2 separate regions of the Homo sapiens genome follow, and region 2 is linked to region 1. Evidence: read pairs that join two places in POLR2A ChIA-PET (ENCODE). Cell type or tissue: OCI-LY7. All regions are shown on one strand.

Region 1 (2,500 bases):
CTTGCTTCACATTTTGTCAGCTGCCCAGGGAAGGTGTTAATGGCCTGGTAGAGCGTATAAAATCACCAAACTGGAAAATTTGCTGCTCAGAGTGTGGTCCAGGGACCACTGCATCAGCATCACCAGGAGCTTGTTAGAAATGCAGAATCCCAGGCCTCCTGAGGCCAGTAAGTTGTATGTACTGAAAGTTTGAGGAGCACCGAGCTAGCCCATCTCTTCGTTATGCAAGCTCGCTCTTAAATCATCCCTGATACAGGTGGCTTATCTGAATCTCTTACTTTTGGGTTCTAATTTTTAAAACCTATAGGCTCTAGGATCCACCTAATATCTAGATGAAAAACATTTTTCACTTGATATTTGCATTTTTAAGTTGATAATTGAAAATATGTTTATCCATTGAGAGTGGTTTATTCTAAAACACGGGATATATCCCTTATGAAGAGGGTAGAGGTGTGTGTTTGGGGTTTGTCTGAGAAGCAGGTAGCAGCCTTACCTGTTGGACCATGGAAGTGGCAAATGAAACCTCTGAGATGAAGGAATCTACTGAAGCTGAACGTGTGAGTCCATTAGATTGTTATTTCATGGTGTGGGGCCTGTATATTCAGAGTCCTCTGAATGGGGGCCTGAAAAGCTAGGCAGTATTAACTATCTGACAGTTGATAAGAAAAAAGCAATAACCAAAGATATGCATCAGGAAATCACAGGGTAAGGACAGTATATGACACAGACAACTCCTTTGATGCTTTGCTACGCTGGCATCCATTTCCAAAAAAAATATGGTGTAGTCCTTCTGGTTTCAAAGGTCAGTTTTAGTTGTGTGACTTCAACTCGACAGAGGGTGTTGATTTCCATCCGGGATATGAAAGAAAAATGGAGGCAGACTTCTCGTGACTACTTTCTCCCCCCTTGAAAAGCTGAAGTGGTACTTCAGGGATATCTGGTCTACCAGAATCATCAGGATTTCCCCCAAGACAGGAAACGAAAGTGAATAACTGCCACTACTCCTTACCTTGATGTGCCTGGTGCTTTTCTCAATTTCAAAATAATTTTTTGCTACCCAAATAATACATAGTCATTGCAGAAAAATCAGAGAATACAGATTAGCAAAGAGAAGCAAACCCAGAATCCTACTATCCAGAAGCAACCATTATACATAATTTGGTGTCTGCCTTTGTAGGATTTTTTTCTGAGCATCTATATATTTATGTAGATATATAACATTTTGGGTAATAATTTACTAAAAAATGGCATTGTATATTTTGTTTTATAGTCTAATTTTCTAACTATAGTACAAACATCTTTATATGCCAGGAAACTCATCTCTATAATAGTTTGACTATTCATACAGTATTCCCTTATATTTTTGCACTGTACTTTATTCACCAGTTCACTATTGTTGGTCCTATAGGTTGTATTCACTGTTTTACTACTGTAAACAGCATTGCCAAAAACATCTTTCTAATAGGTCTTTGTGCATATCCTTCCTTATTAGAAAAAACTCCTACAATTGGAATTGCTGGGGTAAAAACTGTACTCTTTAAAGCTTTTGATCCCTATTGCTAGGGTATTCTCCAAAGGTGCCATTTCACTCTCCCACAGACATGGATGAGAGTGTCATAAAAATTGTGATTTTATGTACACAAAAGATTATCTGGATAGATACATATGTAGATAGATAGTAGGTTTTTTAAACAATAACAATGAGCAAAATTACTCTATGGAGTCGGTTATAAACGGGGAGACTTTCAGGTTTTGGAGAACCACAGGGAAATCTTTTCTGCTGCCCTCACTGGAAGTGTGGTATTGATGACAATCCTGCTCCAGCCTCGGACTACAGTAACAGCCACAGCAAAGCCATTGGTGCTCCGTCCAGCCTTTATGGAAAATATTTTCCACTCCAGTACAGTTTCTATCTTTGTTCAACATCCATACTGCTGTCTTTAACTGCTGATGGTATAACAAGTTAGAAGTAGCTGAAAAATATGATACAAAAAGCCAAGTCATATCCTTTCAAGGTTACAAAATTCAGAGTCGAAGAAAACTAAGATGATCCCATCATTCTTCCTTCTTTCTAAACCTTCTCTCCTTCTTCCACATTTGTGAAACTTCTATTTTGCACATCACCTGATTCGGGAAGGGAAGGAATGTTCCACATGCTCTCACTCCCCTTTTTATTTTGACCTGACTCTGACATCTTCTGACGTTATTATTGGCACACAAAGGAAGTGAAGCTGAGCAGTTCAACCTGTGCTTAGAAGAATGATTTTCCTTTTCGTAACAACAGTAGTTGCAAGACGTCTTTCCTTTGTCAATTATGGAGATAATTGGGCCTTTCTCTACAAGTCCATATTTAATATTTCATTGCCCCAGGCTTGAGGAGAGTGAGGCTCAAACATGTAGGGCCACAGATAGACTGAACTGGGAAGTTAGAGGTCTCTCTATGAGACAGTGTGATGAAGGGCTCGCCATCTGTTAGATTATAACACGTTCTGCTCTTCAT
Region 2 (2,500 bases), 120 kb before region 1:
GAGTTTCAGTTTGGGAAGATGAAAAGAGTTCTGGAGGCGGATGGTGGTGGCTGCACAGTGTGAATGTACTTAACGCCACTAAATTGTACATTTAAAAATGGCTAAAATGATAAATTTAAAAACAAATAGATTCCCAAGGCCCTCTAGAGGAACTCCCGACTCAAAGAGATCGGAGAATCTGGGAATTTTTCCTTTTAAAAAAAAAAGAAAGCATCCCAGAGGATTATTACCATCAAGGAAGTTTAGGAAAGTATTGAAGTCCGCGCTGATTTATAGGCACTCAATAAATGGTCACTCAATAATAGTTGCCATTGTTACTAATAATGTAAATGGTTTCATCTGTAGAGGTTCCACTTGAGAATTACAGTAATAATCATGGTTAATATTTGCAAGCACTGACTACGTATGCTGGGCTTTTACATGTGTCATCTCACTGAATCCTATAACTTTACCTATCAGGTATGATTATTGTCCCCACCACAGAGATGGGGACATTTAGAAGTGGACCTTTTTAAGTGATGTGCCCGGCCTCCTATATCTATTGTGTGATAGAGCCAAGATGTGAACGCAGAAGCTGTGTCACTGGAAGCGGGTATCCTTGCCGCATTATGAGAAGCTCCACCGGGGCAGGAATTGTGAATGCTCTTGCTCCCTGCTGTATCCACATTGCCCTTCTAGATATGTAGTGGGAGCTTTATAAATATGTGTTAAATGAGATTCAACCTTTTTATGATCATAAAAAATGGTTATCTGAATATCTGTCAAAGGAGAAATGCCTTGAGACTGTTTCCACCACTTCCCACCTTCTTTATTTGTCTCTAACTTCAGAGGTCCTGAAAAGGCACCAGATGTGGAGTTAGAAGACCTGGGTTCTATTTTCGGTTCTGTCAGTCATTGCTGTGTGATTTTGGGAAAGCCTTTGGTTTCTTCTTCAGTAAAATGCCCGTCATAGGTGAGGTGGCTCACACCTGTAATCCCAGCACTTTGGGAGGCTGAGGCAGGTGCATCACTTGAGGTCAGGGGTTCAAGACCAGCCTGGCCAACATGGTGAAACCCTGTCTCTACTAAAAATACAAAAATTAGCCAAGCATGGTGACACGTGCCTGTAATCCCAGCTACTCGAGAGGCTGAGGCAGGAGAATCTCTTGAACCTGGGAGGCAGAGGTTGCAGTGAGCTGAGATCACGCCACTGCACTCCAGTCTGGGCGACTGAGCGAGACTCCGTCTCAATAAACAAATAAATGCCCGTCATAATAAACCCTGACCTCTTCTGCCCCCTGGTGGTTGGGTTTTAAGGGTTCTCCAGCCACACAAGCTGTAGTGGTTGGTAGCTGAGCCCAGGGTTGAGAGCAGGATAGAGTTGCCCTCCTGCACTCAGAAGGGCGCGCAGCTGTCCTGAGGAACACTGCGAAGGATTCACCAAGCAGATCAGAGCCCAGAGACCTAGAACGGTGCCATGGGAAGTGTGGAATCATTCCAAACTGCATACCTCACTGGCGACCAAAGACATTTAAATTAAAACCAAACCACATTTAATACTTGTTAGACCAGACCTTGAGAAAAATGATACCTGGGGTTGCAAGGGTGGGGAAAGTTTCAGGGAAAGTTACTCTAATATGCTATTAGTGACAGCATCTATTGGAATAACTTTTGTATGGGGTATTTTGGAAATACATATCAAAATCCTTAAAATTGTGCATTCACTTTGATTTGGCTATTCCACTTCTAGTACTCTAGCCTGAAAAAAATTTTCTTTTTTTTTTTTTTTGAGACAGAGTCTCACTCTGCTGCCCAGGCTGGAGTGCAGTGGCGTGGTCTCGGCTCACTGCAACCTCCACCTCCCGGGTTCAAGTGATTCTCCTGCCTCAGGCTCCCGAGTAGCTGGGATTACAGGCAAGTGCCACCACGCCTGGCTAATTTTTTGTATTTTTAGTAGAGACGGGGTTTCACCATGTTGGCCAGGCTGGTTTCAAACTCCTGACCTTGTGATCCACCCGCCTCGGCCTCCCAAAGTGCTGGAATTACGGGCGTGAGCCACCGCAACTGGCCTCATAAATTTTCTACAGCTGAGAATTAGCTAAATAAATTACACTTGTATAATGGAACACAGCAGTTACTAAAAATGATGTCTTAGAGCAATAATTAATAATGTAAAAAGATATTCACAATGTAATAAGCGGAAAAAGTCCAATGTAAAACAGTATATACAATACATTCCCTTTTACGTGTCTGTATAATAAATATTTCATGTATTAAGTACACAAATGTGTTGTTTTGAAGTCATGTAGAAAAAGAATATTTAAATACACAAATATTTTTAGTATATTAAGAGAAAAAGGAAGGTTGAAAATATACAAATAGTAAATACGGTATAATGTAAATGCTGAAAATATATATTTACATATATAAAGAATATATATCAGAAATATATATGACCAGAATATATGATTAGAAAAGAAAGCATTGGGCTGGGCACAGTGGCTCACGCCTGTAATCCCAG

Evidence for each region. ChIA-PET counts read pairs that join two places held together with the same protein. Peaks named below come from ENCODE experiments on the same cell type or tissue, not always from the same donor. Only the 100,000 strongest peaks of a DNase experiment are listed, where the experiment ranks them.
Region 2: POLR2A ChIA-PET joins it to region 1 with 5 read pairs; 3 of 35 experiments call an interaction of 5 or more read pairs at or near these places.

The regions. Positions count from the first base shown.
Region 1 is chr13:51,238,165-51,240,664 of GRCh38, forward strand. The region is part of intron 2 of FAM124A (family with sequence similarity 124 member A); the gene reads left to right. Among named protein-coding and RNA genes, the nearest start is that of FAM124A, 17 kb to the left of the region's middle. In OCI-LY7, no CTCF peak of the experiment used is centred here; a DNase peak (open chromatin) is centred at 957; H3K4me3 peaks cover 381 bases.
Region 2 is chr13:51,119,786-51,122,285 of GRCh38, forward strand. It overlaps a transcript of C13orf42 not described here. Among named protein-coding and RNA genes, the nearest start is that of C13orf42, 9.8 kb to the left of the region's middle. In OCI-LY7, a CTCF peak has its summit at 1,302 (motif pointing left); a DNase peak (open chromatin) is centred at 1,296.